Regions from separate parts of the Homo sapiens genome. Here region 2 is linked to region 1. A link is a contact called in ENCODE Hi-C or POLR2A ChIA-PET data. All regions are on one chromosome and are shown on one strand. Each heading gives the region's core, a stretch centred on a gene start or an enhancer-like site at or near the end of the contact. The rest is flanking DNA. Distances are from core to core; before and after follow the strand shown. Region 1 overlaps KCNMA1 (potassium calcium-activated channel subfamily M alpha 1). Region 2 overlaps KCNMA1 (potassium calcium-activated channel subfamily M alpha 1).

Region 1 (7,943 bases), core at 3,102-5,601:
TTCAGATAATGAGAACTGGTTTTAGAATATGAAACAGGCTAAGGGGATAGTGATGTGAGTGCAATGGGGAACCTGTTTTATGTAGTTGGCCAGGGAGGGTCTTTCTAAGGAAGTGGCCAATGAGTGGAACAAGATCAACTTGCCTGGAAAAGGAAACTATGGGGGATCTTTGAGGGAACAGTACTTCAGGTGTGTGGAACAGCAGCTGTGAAGCCTCTGGGGAGGGAACGAGGCTGGCTGCTGGAGAGTTTCCTTGGCTACCCTGATTAACGGCCCCTCTTCCTGCCTCCCTTCCCTATTTTATTATTTTCTCTGGGGCATTTGTCACCATCTTATATTTGTCTTAACACACCTTATATTTCTCTTATCAGTTTGGCTTATCGCCTGTTTCCTCAACTACAATGTCTGTTGCATGGAGGCAGTACTTTACCTGTGTTTTTCAGTTCTACACCCTAGGAATGTGCCTGGGAAATAGTGGTGCTTGATACCTCCTTGTTGAATGGGGAAATGAACAAATGCATGGACTCAGCAAGCAAGGCAGACGGTGGGAGGAGATGTGACCAGGAAGATGGGCAGGAGTCGGAGGGGGAGAGGCTGAGAACACGGGCCCTTCAGTGTCTGTGTCCTTGTCTCACTGCTGCTGGGAGGGGCTGGCAGAAACTGGCCTTCTTGCCCCATGAGCCCCAACTCAGCAGAACCACCCAGCAGGTCTTAGCATCCCCAGCCTGGCTGCTCCCAGTGGATGCAATGCTCATTAACCATGGAGCTGGTAATAACACGCCCATGTCCTGCACTGCACTGGTGCCTCAAATCTATGTGTTCAGCCTTGGTGTAAAATCACTAGGAGCCAGGGACAGAGGGATTCCAGGGACCCCACGCCCAGGGGGCCTGAGAGGCTCATCCTTCGTGTCAGCTTGTGTTTTCCAGGGGTGGTTTTGCCTGCCCGGTTACTGCTGTGGAATTGCCTCTGGCCCATTTATGGTGGAGGCCTGGGTTCCGGTGACACTGCTTTCTTTCTGTACACCTTGAATGAGGTCAGGCAGCTCTTCATAGAGGGAGGAACTCTTCCTGGAGTGCCAAGGGTAGGGTCTGCCTAGTCCCAGTCTCTCCAGCCTGAGTTTGCATCAGGGAGAAAAAGCACCAGCACCTTTTTCACCAATGCGCCCTTCCCCACATTCACACACGCATGTTCACATGCATGCACATGTATGCAGGCCGGCTTCCCCTCACCTTTTGTTTTTTTTTTTTTTGTAAAAAACACACATCCCTATGTCCACAAACACCCTCACCCTCACTTCCTCCCTCATCCACAGACACCTGTTCCCCAGTGATGCACATTTGCTCACACACCTGCAGCTGCTCACACATGCCTGCATGAGAGGCCCTCTCCACCCTTCAGTCTCCCGTACACCGGCAGGTGCCCACCCCACACCAGCCGCTCACACAGGCACCCCCGTTTTAGCCTCTTACACTTGCACAGGGGGCCCTTCACCTGCTTTGCAGCACCGGAGCCGGAGCCCAGACACATGATGAGGCATGAGAAGTGGAAAGTTCTGCAGGTGCTCTGCCCACCGTGCAAAGGAGGAGGCAGAGGTCCAGCTGCCTCTCAGCATATAGAGGCTCAGAGGCCTTTGCAGCATGCAGAGCTTTTGGAACGTATCTTACTTTCTCATTCTTAAATTCATTCGGGTAACCACTGTTTACTGTGCACCTACCATGGGTCAGGCGCTGTCCTCTGCACCGGGCATACTGCAGAAAACGAAGCAGATGCAGGCCCTGCCCTCATTGGGTTAGGTCTAGTAGTGGAGACAGACCACAGACAGGACAAATAGGGAAACAGGAGAAGCCAGGTGGCCATAAGTGCACAAGCACAAATGAAACAGGGAATGGGAAAAAATAGTGCTATGGAGGGTGCATGGAGAGAAAGCTCTTTGTTAAGGGGAGTTTGGAGCAGATTTCAGGAAAGGGCCATGTTGCAGGCAGAAGGAAGAGCAAGTGTGGCCAAGACCCAGGAAGGATGGGAGGAGGGTGGCTGTGGCGGGGCGGAGTAGGGGGGTGGGCTGTGGGTACTCTACATGATGGGGATTTCTTAAACATCTGTCAGACCCAAGAGACTGTGATCCTCTGAAGCCCCTGGATATGTCAAATTCATCTCAGTGGCCTTATGCACCCTTCGCATGCACCTGGTATAGGCCAGTGCTCAGAAAACATTTGCTCCTGGAGAAGTTGCTGGTTCAGTTCTGTGTGGAGCTGCTCTGTGTTCCAAGATCTGCGCTGGCTGCAGGGATAACAGGGATGGAAGAGAACCAGCCCTTCTCTTGAGGAGCTCCCTGCTAGTGAGGGTCAATCAAGTGCCTGGAAGTTGTGTGTGGGCATGCAGAGTGCATGATATGCCAGGTGCCGGGAAGCCTCCCAGCCCAGGGGCTGGAGGGAGGGGCACTGCTTAGTGGGCAGCTCTTTGGAGGAGCTGATGCTTGAACAGAGTCTTCAGGAAGGAGAGGAGTTAGCCCTGGGTGGGGAGGCAGAGAAGGAAAGAGACACTGAAAGCCGAGGGGTGAACCACAAATATTTGGGAAATGGCACCAGCAAGGTGTACAGCAGGGGTTTCCAAAGAGTTCCTGATTCCCTCCTCAAAGTGATGGGAGCCACACTTCCTGGCTTATCAGTTGGTCCTTGCCCTCTGGCTGGTGCTGTGTGTCTGAGAGGCAGCCTAGGAAGACCTCTCTGGGGAGAAGCAGAGAAAGATAGCGACCTCTGAACGTGCTCCCCAGAATTCAGTCACCCCATCCTACCTATGAGAGGGGACAAACTGGCAGTCTACAGGTGTGTTTGGTTTAGCCCATGTGGCTTCATTGTTTTTTAATTTTTTTTTTCATCAATTGCCTATATTTACAAAGGAGATTTTGGATAAAAATCTGGATTGCTAGCTGTTTTTGAAAAAATAAAAGATTGAAAATGTACCTTTGTGTGCCTGTGTCCCCTCATGGTGATGATTGGTTTGGGCAGAGCCATTGCACGCTCTCCTTTCCCCCCCATCCCCCGGTGCTGAATGCAGCACCCCTCACTCACCGTAACAGGCTGGCTCCTGTAGACACATGACCTTGGATCCTTTTTTGGATTAAGGAAGCAAACATGTAGGATTGTGCTTCTGCAAATTCTCAGAGATGGCTTTTGAGCCCTTAAGCTCTTCTGGGGCATTCTCATTTCTCAACTAGAGCTAGCGGGTGAGAGCCCTCTCTCTGTTTTCATCTGCTGCAGGACAGCTGGACTTCACTGTATCTCATAAAGAAAAGGAGGTGGGGTGGGCAGGGCCCTAGGCTGTATTACTGGAAAAAAAACAAAAAAAAACAAAACAGGCAGTAGCTCCTGGTTTCTGTAAAAATGGTGTCTAGACGTGAGTGAAGAGGCAGAAGGTCAGAGGGGATTTGGAAATCTCAAAGGCTGAGCACAGAGCGCCCACAGGTGCAAGGAGAAAGTACAGGGCCAGGGCCAGAGATTTCCTTTCTCTTGTTCCTCAGCTTATTCTTACCCTATTCCACCCACCCTGCCACTGCCAGGTGCTCAGCGAGTCTTTATTGAAAGAGAGATTATTAATATGGTGAAATGTCTGAGATGGTTCTCTCTCCGCATACCCAGTAATACAGGGTCCCTTTGGCTTGTGGGAGTCACATGTGGCCATTTTCAGTAGTTGGGAAGCCTGGGGGCCAGCTGGGAGTTGTCACTGCGTTGGGAATCTGCCTCCTGGGCCTTTTTATTAAGGCGTGGAGTTGTGTGCTGTTCTCTTACCTCTGGTCCCTGCTTGGAGGAAGAGGCTGAACTTGTACCACCTGGGCAAGCCAGTTTGCTGTGACCACACATGGATTAGGTGCCAGATGACCACCTGGGGAATGTGCCAGTCAGGCAGCCAGGATGCAAAGTGATTCGCTTCCCCCTTGCCAGTATTTTCTAGGGCGTGGTGTTTGCCCGCATCTTCTGGTGAGGCCTGGCTATCTCTGAGGGGCAGACCAGCACACCTGTGGGTGCAGCAGCTCACAGGAGTCTGTTGGGCGGCACTGCCAGGCCCTCGGGACCCTGAGTAAGGTCTGACGCATCAGGGCAGGCAGAGGGGAGGCCACATTTCGCCTGCCACTGATGTTAGCGGGGAGGCCCCAGACCCAGGTGCCAGGCGGGCAAATTGATTTTTCAGCCTGCGAAACTTCTAAAGATAGGCACGGGTGGTGCTCTGTGCTGGCACTGGGAGTGACAGGCCATCTGTGAGTCACAGTCCCGCCCGCTGGAGGAGTGCAGGTCCTGGGCAGGCAGCACTGCGGTGAGAGGGGCCCAGATGCAGGAGGGGAGGGCTAATGCAATGAGCTTGAGTCAGCCCTGCTTGCCAGGCCAGGATCCTCCTCCCAGGCCGGCACCAAGGAGAGTGTTCTACTGCCTGGCTCCAGGAAAACTGCTGCTGCCTGTAATTTATGCAGTTTCTATGGCTGAGTGGAGCAGACATGGCCTGAATGGATCATTGGAGTGGTTTGTGCTTCCCTCGCCCTGTGGCCTCACATATTTAACAAAATTGGTTGCTTGGTTTATTTCTTGAATCATCACTTGAAATCTCTCAGCTTCATTCTGAATTCCTCATCCCTCTTCTCCCCTTGTTTCCTATTTTCTTTGAATTATTTGGCTGGCTCTTTTTGATATTTGTGACATTATCTTACATTTATGCAGCACTTTACAGTTTGCAAAGCTCTTTCACATACATTATCCAGGCAACACATATTTACTAAGCTCCAAGGCCTTGGAATAAGTGCTAGGCTCCCGGGAGGCAGCAGTGCATTCGATAGCTACGGTGGCTGCTCTCAGGGAGACAGTGATAAGCTACTGCTAACTTGTAGGAAGACAATAGCGTGAGATGATGCTGAGGGTTTCTTTGTGATGGATGGGAAAAGCCTCTCCGAGGAGAAGACATTTGAACTCAGAGGAAGCCAGCCAGGAGGAAATTTGGGGGAAGAGCGTTCCACGTAGTAGCACCAGCTAGTGCAAAGGCCTGGTGGCAAGGATTAGCTTGCTTGTTTCTGAAACAGCAAAAACGCCACTCTGAGTGGAGTTTAGGGCATGAGGTGGTGATGGTGGGGGTGGGGGAAATGCTGGGTAGGGGGAGGCTGGCAGGGGCCGTTTTTCAGGGCTTTGTTGGCCATGGTGAGGAGCTTGGATTTCCTTCTCAGTATTAGGTGACATATTGGAGGAATTTAGGCAGCCACGCGTGTGATCTGGTTAACACTGGTGAAGTTCACTCTTGTAACAGTAAGGCCAGGGAGTAAGGGCAGGAGTGGAAGCAGAAGGGCCCCTCAGGCCACTGCACTTGTCCTGGTGGGAGTTAATAGTGGAACGGTGGCTTGGACTTAAGGCTCAAGTCGGATATACCGTCTCAGTCCTTACTATCTGGAAGTCCAAGATCATGGTGTTGACAGGGTTGGTTTCATCACAGGCCTCTCTGCCTAGCTTGTAGGTGGCTGTCTTCTCCCCATGTCTTCACACTGTCTTCTCAGTGTAAGTCTGTGCCCTAATCTCCTTTTCTTATAAGGGCTCCAGTTATATTGGATGAGGGCCCACCCTAATGACCTCATTTTAACTTAATTACTTCTTTAAAGACCCTGTCTCCAAATACAGTAGATGCCCTTATCTTTAGGGGTTACATTCCAAGACCCCAGTGGATGCCTGGAACTGCAGATGGATAGTACCGATACCTGTATATACTGTGTTTTCTCCTACACAGGCATATCTGCAATAAAGTTTAATTTATAAATTAGGTACAGTGACAGATGAGCAACAGTAATGAATAATAAAATTGTGCAATTATAACAATATACTGTAATAAAAGTCATGTGACTGTGCTCTGTCTCATTACAGAGCACAAAAATTCCTCATTGTACTGTACTGTGGGTAACTGAAAAAATGAAAAGTGAAACTATGGATAAGGGGGGACTGTGGAGTCCTAATTAGGGAAAAGGAGTCAGGCTGGTGGGACCAGGGGAAAGCAAGAGATAAAGCAGATAAGCTATAAATCTGCCTTTCTTCACGTCCAGAGAATTTAAACAAAAGAGAAACCAGATAAGTTACAGGTCTGCCTTTCTTTGTGGCCCAGGGCATATGGCCCAGGATATATGACCCAAGACATTTGGCCTTCATGCCCGGATAACATACATAACTCCCGGGCTTCCTGCTCACCATCAAACACCTCAATTTATCAAACATCCAGGCTGACAGAGGAATGCAAGTTAAGCTCCCTGCTGCCTTGGCATTATCAATCAGCCCAAGTTCCATTCTCTAAAATCTGCAGCAAGCTTTTGTCTTCTGGAAGTTAGCTTCTCTCAGGCTAACTTGCCCATTGTCTCTCAGGCAACATATTTCCCCACTTTCTCTAATAAATCTGCCTTTCTTGACCTATGATTTTCTTGGTAAATTCTTTTACCCCTGTGCCATCAGCCTGCATTCGCCCATGACAGGGACGACTGTATAGTCACATCCTGAGGTCAGCTGACAGTACGCAGATGAGCTATTTACCAGATAAGATGATTAAATAACAGTCATTAAAAAGAATAACCAATCTTTATTGAGCACTTACTAGATGCCAGGCATTCCCCAAGCATCCTGCTTGCTTTATTTCTGCATCACAGAAATTCTATGAACTAGGCATTGCCATGATTTTCTCTCCCTTAGAGATAAAGAGGCTGTGGCTTGGGAAGTTTTAATAACTTGCTGTGTTCACACAGCCAGGCACTGGGAGATCTGGGACTTGCAAACGTGCTCTTTTCTGACTCCAGAGTCCATTTTCTTAACTACTATGAAATGCTTCCTTTAAGAACTTGTCCCAGAAGAGAATGGATGTTTCAAGTTCTGAATTATACTTGATTTCTTTGGCATTGCAGAAAGTAGACAGATTTCCTGTATGGTCCTGTATTAAACTTGTATGTGAGGGGTTTTTGACTGTCTGCATCAGTGGTTCTCAAAATGGGGTCCCTGGGTCAACAGCATCAGCATCACCTGGGAATTTGTTAGAAATGCACATTCTTGGGTCCCAGCCCAGAGCTGCTGAATCAGAAACTGAGGCTGGGGCCCAGGACGCTGGTTTAACAAGCCTTCCTGGTGATTCTCATGCTCTATGAATTTTGAGACTGCTGATCTGCAGCAGCCCCAACATACTCACAGGTGTTTGCATGTGGAAATTCAAGGCTCGATGTCCTTGAGGAACCAGACTTCCAGGTTTCAGGTCGGATGAGGAGTGGAGCAGCACTGCTCACTCCATGTGTTGTTAATCGGCGTTATCTCCATGTGTTGGAGATATGTTATTTCCATGTGTTTCCACATGGAAAGTCATCTCCATGTGTTGTTAATTGGCGTTATGCCAAAAAGGTGTTCAGTGGTCAATATGTTTCAGAAACATAGGTTTCTCCTTTTTTATTTTTCTAAAGAAGCAGGGCCTTTCTTGTTGCTCAGGCTGGAGTGCAGTGGCGCTGTCATAGCTCGCTGCAGCCTTGAATTCCTGGGCTCAAGTGATCCTCCTGCCTCAGGCTCCCAAGTAGCTGGGACTACAGGCGTGTGCCCCCATGCCCAGCTAATTTTTTCTTTTTTTTTTTTGTAGAGACAGGGTCTTGCCAGAGAAACATAGGTTTCTTGGTTACAGACCTTTCATATGTTAATTATTATTCTTTTGCTGTTTTTGAAGATAACAATCTTTGTGCTTCCCAGGCTTATTTGATCCTGAGATCCTTTGTTTGAGGAGAAGAGAACAGGACTATGTTTGAGAAACCTGCACTCCATAGAGGCTTCCAGGAGAGGACATAAATAATTGAATTGGGATCCTCACAGTGACGGGTTTCTTTCAATCAGTCAATTAAGTGGTATTTACTAGTAGGTATGCTGTATTTCTTCCTGTGGCAGAAGCTATGCACAATTCCAGAAAT
Region 2 (7,943 bases), core at 2,019-4,518, 37 kb before region 1:
ATGCTCTTCTAGGTTTTAGAACCATGTCTGTTTACTCATTTACTAGCCAATGGGGAAGCTGGGAGGAGGGGCAAGATGACACTTGGGTGGGGCCTTCTGTCCTTTTGGTTACCTTGAGCATAGCTCCTGGCCTTCCTGGTGAAACAGCCTGCTGCTGACCTTGAACCTGGGGTGGGTTCAGCAGGACCCTCTAGTCCCTGATGGGGCATCCCCTGGGAGTAGGCTTGAAGTAGAAGCAGCTTTCTGGGTGTGGGATGCCCCTGAGACATAGCAGGTGGGCTCACTGCTGAGTAACTAGAGGTGCCCAGGCCCTGACTGGGTGTGCATTATGGAGGAACAGCTTGGTGCACTGCCTGCAGGGTTGCCTGGTGACTGCCCAGCAGGAGGGAGGCGAGGGCACTTCTTGGGCTGGTGCTCACTGCTGACCCAGTGGAGGGAACATTCATCTCACTAGAGGAGTGTCAACGGCGCCTGGTTCCTGCCTTCTCAGCTCCCAAGTGCCCCTTTCCTTGCTGCAGCAGGAGAGGAGACTTGGCCAATGGGGGAAGAGTCATTTATCCATGAGCTCCAATTCAGGAACATTTGAAATATTGACAGGCTGCCTTTTAAAACATTTACAACAAAAATAGTTTTATGGAGTCCCACGGGGGAAAAAAAAGAAGAAAAAGTTATATTTCTGATTTCACTCAATAAAGGAATGATACTGAGAATATCAGCTTTGTTATTTCATCACTAAAATGTTAATGTCTGTGCTGTTTGGGAAGTTGCAATGCAGAGGCAGCTTTCTCCCCGCCTCCCCACCCCGCCACCCGGCGTTTTTTTGTTTTGTTTTGTTTTTTGTTTTTTTGAGACAGGGTCTTGCTCTGGGGTACAGTGGTGCAATCTCAGCTCACTGCAACCTCCACCTCCTGGGTTCAAGCGATTCTCATGCCCCAGCCTCCCCAGTAGCTGGGACTACAGGTGTGCACCACCATGCCTGGCTAATTTTTGTATTTTTAGTGGAGACAGGGTTTCACCATGTTGGCCAGGCTGGTCTTCAACTCCTGGCCTCAAGTGATCGGCCTGCCTCAGCCTCCCAAAGTGCTGAGATTACAGGCGTGAGCCACTGCGCCTGGCTAACCTTTTTGGATTCTTAAATGTGTTCATGGGCTGCATCAGGAAGCCAGGCCACCGCTGGTCCCTAGGTCTGGGGTGTTCACAAGAAAAGAAGATCATAAACATCATGTCAAAGGCAGGAAAAACAAAACTCTGCCCTCTGTGGTATTAAGTCCCAGTACTTGAAATTCCAAATGTCCAAAGGGGAGCAGAGAGCAGCACACACATGTATCAGTTGCTTGTCCACCTGGTAGTTGAGTGCCTTCACTGGGTATGTGTGGTAGCTACAGCCTAGACAGTACTGCTCTATGCTGGGCACTGTGCTAAGTGCTTGCCCTATATTAACCCTTTTAGTCTTCCCTACATCCCTGAAATGTGTTTATGCACTTCTTGTTCCTGTTTTCATATGAGGAAGCAGACCCAGAGGATGAAGTAATCTTATCGAGGTCACACAGCTGGGAAATGGAGAAATTAAGATTCAAACCAGACAGGCATCCTCCAGAGCTAATGGTTTAATCCAGGCACTGAGTTGCCTTTTCCCAAAGTAGAGGATAAGTCAGTCAGGCAGCCACGGCCCTCAGGGTACCTCCAGCACACCTCATGCTGGGCCCCTTTGTAGTGGCTGGGCTCTCCCCTTGAAGAGTTTTCTCCATCTCTTGGTCTACAATCTAGCTTCCCAGCCTTCTGCAACCAAATCCTTTCCTTACTGGTCAGAAATGCCTGGAAATTGCAGATTAGTTCAGGGAGATTTTTCCCACCATGGGTCAGAGAGATTTTTCCCACCATGGCTCAGAGAGGTCTGAGCCTCTCTGTCACTGACATTTGACCTCATCCTCGTCACTTCTGGCCTTCCAGTGGGGCTGGTCTGTTCTAACCATCTGTAAGCTTAGAACTGTACGGTCCCCTTTGTGGAAATCTGCTTCCAAGAGTGGTCCCTGGAAGGAGAAGGTGACTTCTACATCTGTCCTCTGGTTGATGGCTTGAATAGATGTGCTGGCCAGGTTGGATTGGAAGGTCTCAGTCTTCCCAGCAAGCTCCACACACACCATGCTTAGGGGAAAGAGGCTCTTCCTTGATGGCTCCAGGCTGCAGCATCAGTCGAATCCTAGCTAGAATTTTGAAGCATCATTGTGCTCATCAGAAATATTTAATTAAGGCTGCATATTAACAGTGTGTTTTTCCAGGCCCTAGGCAGGACCAGTTTAGTTGGAAACGGTTCCTGGCCACATGGAGAGCAGTGCCTCAGATTGGAGGTGGAAAGAGCATCAACTGTGGGGCACAGGGATTTGGGATCCAGTCTGTTTCTGCTCTTCTTTCTATAGGTCTGAGTTTTCTCATCAGTAAAATGAAGCCATTAGAAAGTTGGAGCTTTTGAGATTTTTGCTGGGTATACATTTGTCCAGAAGTATCTTCCCACCATGGCTCAGGGGGTCTGTGCCTCTGTCTGTGACATATGATGAATTTTTAAAATTGGATACACAGAATTCTCTAGGGAGAGAGAAGAATGAAGGTAAATGAGCCCTTCCTCTGTCCTTCCCCTGTACATATAAGAGCATAATTTAAAGTCACCCACTTTAAGTACAATATTTACTTAAACTTGCATAGGTTTTTCCTGTCACTCCATGATACATGTTTTATTTAATATAAAAATAGTGGTAGCTGGGTGTGGTGGCGTGTTCCTGTAGTTCCAGCTACTCGGGAGGATGAGGTGGGAGGATCACTTGAGCCTAGGAGTTTGAGAGCAACCTGGGCAACATAGCAAGACCCTGTTTCTACAAAAAAATAAATAGGAATAGCGTTCTTCCCACATCTCTGAATCAGTTGAATACTCTATGAGTGTGTCCCCTGAGTGGGCTTTGTATGCCCCTGACTCCAAAATCTTGGTTGGAGTCTTACATCTGGGAGGTGAAGCTTGAGGGCTAGGGCCCATGTACTGCTTGGGTTGTGGGGGGAAATGTATAAAAATAGCCCCCCACCTGGACAACCTCAGAGTCTTATTTTCACACTGCTTCTAGCATCTGCCTTCATGGACCTAACAATTATGTCAACATCCTACCTTGAAAATGCTCCACTTCTGAAGATGTGCTTCGAGGGAGTACACACAATCCTTGCCACTCCCCCAAGCCTTGCTTCTGCCCAGACGCGGCCTGGTTCCCTGGGGAGAGGCATGCCTGAGTCTGCCGAGACGCCTGCTCCAGAATGTTTTCAGGGCCCGTTCCAGCTCTTAGGTTCTGTGGATCTACGTGAGATCACAAAGCTGAGACAGGCACACTGACAACTGGGTAGATGGCACAACAGTAAGTTAATCCAGGAGATAAAAGAGAAAGCGAGACAGGAAAGAATAGGGTGAAATCCCAGAGGGAGCGCCAGGGCCCCTGGGACTTCCAGTTGCTTCCAGCGGCAGAAAGAGGACAGCTCCAGCTGCTACAGCACCTCCCAGGACCAAACATGGGGAAGTCTACCCAGCAGGTGCTGGGAGAGAGGCAGCCCCAACCAGAGCCAATATCAGATGGGAGTTCCTAGGGGAAGATGATCCCACTGGGCTTGGGAGTAGGCTGGGATCCCTCTCTTCTCCAACCCTTCACTCTCCCATCCAGTGCGCTCCTGTCTCTTCCTTCTCTTCTTTTCTCCTTTGCTCTGACTTGGTCCTGGTGGTGAAGGACCAGATGTGAGCATCACTGCCTGGCTTGGGAGAATCTCTTGGGTGGCTGGGCTGGGGGTGCGTGCACAATGCTGAATCTTACTCCATTTGTTTTCAACTTATTCTTGCTCCCTTCTTAGCATCCTGCTCTTCTAAAAAGGAAACTGTGATTTCCCTGAATAAACTAGTGCTTTCATTGTCCAGCATTGGCAAGGAGGAAAATGCTCTGAGAGGGCAAAAAGTAGTTGGATGACCCTGACTCTCTCCAGCTTCACCTTCCTTTGGGAGAATTTCTCACGTATTTAGTACGAACACCTACATACTAGTTTTAAGGTGGTGCCATTTTCCTCTAACTGTGGTGGGCCAAGCTTGGGTGCATGACTTTCTAACCTTTCGCTAATTGTCTATGTTGCGTTGAGAGTCTGGTGGGATGTTTAGACAGGACGTTACTGAAAATGTGGAGACAGAAAAAAGGAAATGAATGGAGGCTGACAGAGCTAGATAACTGCCCTGTAGGGCATAGCTCATCTTAGCTCACAGACCCTGCCAGAGTCCTCATTTTTTTGGCCTTCTTCATGGGCTGGGTTCGCTCTTCTCACTGCAGCCCACAACTGGTTATCCACCCTTCTAAAAATCCCCTGCTAGGAGAGTTCAGCCCAAAGAGGCAGATAGGAGGATCACCTCTTCCAAGGAGTTTAAGGCCTCTCTTCTGGGTGCTACTTTCCTGTTAGATGCTTTCCTTTTCTGTGATGATTGAACTAGGGAAGGAGAACTTCCCTTCCCCATCTAGGGAGAGAGACTTCCTCTCCATCTGAAGGGTCCTGGCCTTACTCCTCAAGATAATGGAGAAGAATTTAATATAGTAAATTCAACATCTCCAGCCAGTATGGGAGATATCATAAGGGACAGGACACATATTTCCTTTTTAGCTCCAGTGCTCCAGGCCTCAGCTTCCTTGTTTGTGGAGTATGCATATTTAGAGTTCCTACTTCAGTGTTGAGGACTCTCTGTGATGGTGAGGTTAATACATACAAGGCATTTAGAATAGTTCCCAATGAATGACTTTTATCAGTGATGTGTTCCCAGCAGGTCTGCTCAGTGTGTGAGTCTAGTCCATGAATGGCCCAGAGTGGGAAGATAGCATCACCATCCACGACTCAAGTGAAGCACATCATGATTTTTCAAAGTATTCATCTATGCATCCCTTATTAGTTTCCATACCAACCCCAGAGTGTAAGCTCCACAAGGCAGGGAATTTGTCCATCTTGATTGCCACTATATCCCAAGTGCTTAGCATAATGTCTGACTCATAGTAGATGCCCAATAATTACTTGTTGCATGACTGAGCTCTGTGAGTTAGATGGAGTGGGTAGTATTAATCCATTTGACAGAAGAAGAAAGTGAGTCCCAGAGACATGATATGACTCTTCTAAGGTTGCATCAGGAGTTAGCCACAGAGCTGGGGCAAGACCCTGAGTCTCCTCAGTCCTGATGCAGTGCTCCATCCCCAGTGTGCTGTTAGATCTATCAAGAGTTGTGCCTGCTGGTAGGTTGGAAGCAGGGAATAAACCCTGAGCTGCCACCAGGTCAGCTTCATGGATTCCATTGACCCTGCTTCTCTGGGCCTCTGTGCACACCTACATGTGTACATGCTGGGAGTCAGAGGCTGTAGAGACTGTAGACTAGTGGCATCTGCTACATGAAATCCTGCCAAGGGACAGCTTTGGAGAAGCCTTCTGTCTGCCCCTGAGCTAAGTGGGGGTGGAACATCTGACCACATGCCCTCTTGCACCAGGCGTTGTCCACGTTAGGCTTCCAAGTGTTGGGCGTGGTTGCAGGGTAAGGCTGCATGATTGCACCAGGCATGTTGGTTTGGCCTCCCTGAGGTGGTGCACAGATTGCCTTTCTGTAAATAGGATGTCTGTCACCTGAGGCATTTGTACCAGGCACCTCATTCCTTTTTTGGCTTCCTGTGGATTTGGAAGGAAACTCAGGGGCCATTTTTTTTCATCCTTTTCCCTCCATATAAGACTATACCAAATATATTCCAGAGATATTATTTGCTCTTAAAAAGGCTCAAGAAATAGGCCTAACTACATCTGAAAGTTTTTCTAAATCAAGGGTTGGCAATTTTTTTTTTTTAATTTGTAAAAGGCCAGATAATAGAGATTTTAGGCTTTTCTGGGCCATGCTGTTGCAGCCACTCAACTATGCCTTTGTAGCATGAAATCAGCCACAGACACCCCAGAACAGATGAGCATGGCTGTGTGCCAATAAAACTTTATTTATAAAAATAGGCATCGGGCTGGATTGGGCCCTTAGGCTGTTGGTTTGCTGACTCCTGTTGTAAATGGTTATCTTTGGGTCAGCCCATCTTTGGTCTTGCTAGTCTTGGGTGCTGCTTGAGTCAGATAATCCAAGAGAAATAAAATTCCATGTTGACTCCTCTCCTTAGCCTCTGCTTCAAAACCTTTTTAAGAGAATATTTACTCAAGAAAGAGCTTGGAAGGTCCTGGAAACATGTGCCTTTCATGCAGATGCCTTACTGCATGGAGAAAAGCAGGCTTTCACCCCAAATTTCTGTTGATCTGGAGAAGCCACACAGAGGTGGGCCCGGTTGGGCAGCCTGTCTTGGGTGAGTTTGGGTTACTGTAAAAGCTCAGACACTTGGGTTCTTGGCTCTGTATGCCCTCCCTCCCTGTCTTCCTAAAGCCAAGAAAAATGAAAGGCGAGGGCTGTCTGAACTAGGGTGTGATATTTAAGTCTTAGTGGGTAGGTTGAAATATAACGGAGCCGTTCTGTTCATTGAGCCAAGCCTGTGGACTCCTTAATAATCCATGGTCGGGATTGCAGCCCTGTGGGGAGGCAGTGGGAGCCTTCAGCAGCTTGAAAGTAGATGTCTGGATTCCAGGAGGTACAAGCTTCCAAGAAGGAAATTTTCGTAGCTCATCTTTGCACAGGAAGGTTTTAATGGAAATTTGAACACTCCTAGTAAACACCCTTGCTATTAGCATCTTTCATTTTGACAGAGGAGTTTTCTTCCTCTGTTCTGATGGGTTATCCAGGCTGGGCTGGGTTCCTGTGTGGAGTTATGGGCTCTCTTTAGGGAAACATTTGGTGTGGTAGAAAGATCTTGGTTTCTGGAATGAGATTTGTGTCTTGACCATGTGCCATTAATTGTAGGTAAGATCCTCAGGCAAAGTCTTTGACTTCTCTGAGCTTTGGGTCTCACTGTTGCTGGGTGATGGAATGAGAGTGGGTTTACAAAGCACCAAGCACAGAGCCCGACACATAGTAGGTAGCCTAGAAGGGAAAACAGAACTCCAGTTGCTAATGCCCAGGTCTGCCCCGCCATCTTTGGGGCTGGGTTATCTGTGTGCTCCCCTGACAGGGAGCCACCCAGGATTCACTTTCAAAGATGGGAAAGGAGGCCTGAAGGGGACATGCTACCACGGAGTGAGCAGGCATTCCTAAGAGTCGGTCTGTCCTTTCCTCTCCCACTGGAGATACTCAGCCAGTGTGGGGGCCATGCAGCACCGGGGAAGGGACACATGTCTGGGAATATTGGGGATAACCTTGTGTGAAATTTTTCAGAACAGGCCGGCAGTGGCCTGGGACATGGATAGCTCAGGCTGCCTGCTTTGCTCCTGTGCTTGTCCTCGTGACTTAGATTCTTCAAGATGGAGGGGCTCCCTGGCTGGTCCCCTACACAAGGCCCCTATATCTGTGCTGGGTGGTGGTTCTGATCCCTTTTTCCCTGTGGGGGTGGATCAGAGCTTCCTGTGGCTTCTCGGTGGGGCTGGAGGGCCCTAGCACACTGTGAACTAGTGGGAGGCAGTGAGCTGGGAATTCAGTGGAGGAGGGAGAGGGAATAGGAGGAGGATGAGGAGGAAGAGGAGGAGGCAGTTGAGACAGTTCTCTCACTTATGCAGAAAGTGTGTGATGAAAGTGTGTGATCACAGCCAGCCCCACACAGACTTTCCTCCAAATGAGAAGGGAGTGAGAAAATGTAATTTTAGTGTCTGGCTTTTGACTGACTCCCTGTGGAGGTTCCTTCTGGGCTGTGGTGTTGGGTGTCTCTCCTTCCCTCCAAGGGACAGCCAGGCCTGGGCCTGGAATAAGTGAGTTCAGATGGTAACTGGGGAATGGCCATAGGGAGGGAGTGAAGAGCCGTGCCTGTGCCCCAGGGGGCTGGGGGGCTTGGATT

Evidence for each region. Hi-C counts contacts between places; a loop is a spot of excess contacts on that map. ChIA-PET counts read pairs that join two places held with the same protein, here RNA polymerase II (POLR2A). Pooled maps may share reads with other maps.
Region 2: a map of ascending aorta shows a loop between it and region 1 (2.0-fold over the local background). The contact joins two enhancer-like sites. A Hi-C loop is called at or near these places in 3 of 168 maps with a recorded cell type or tissue (PC-3, PC-9 and ascending aorta) and 6 of 50 pooled maps. POLR2A ChIA-PET finds 5 or more read pairs at or near these places in 5 of 52 experiments (AG04449, AG04450, GM12878 and 2 more).

The regions. Positions count from the first base shown.
Region 1 is chr10:77,510,304-77,518,246 of GRCh38, reverse strand. The region is part of intron 1 of KCNMA1 (potassium calcium-activated channel subfamily M alpha 1); the gene reads left to right. LOC124902464 (a long non-coding RNA gene) reads left to right here. Exons shown (of 2, transcript XR_007062205.1): 2 at 1-1,250. Among named protein-coding and RNA genes, the nearest start is that of KCNMA1, 120 kb to the left of the region's middle. Within about 2 kb of position 4,351, at least 14 of the 41 ENCODE cell types and tissues checked have a DNase peak (open chromatin) inside an H3K27ac peak, as active enhancers do; they include ascending aorta, where a contact is called at or near this core.
Region 2 is chr10:77,545,941-77,553,883 of GRCh38, reverse strand. All of the region lies in intron 1 of KCNMA1 (potassium calcium-activated channel subfamily M alpha 1), which reads left to right. Among named protein-coding and RNA genes, the nearest start is that of KCNMA1, 88 kb to the left of the region's middle. RefSeq lists an enhancer at 7,523-7,943. Within about 2 kb of position 3,268, at least 6 of the 41 ENCODE cell types and tissues checked have a DNase peak (open chromatin) inside an H3K27ac peak, as active enhancers do; they include ascending aorta, where a contact is called at or near this core.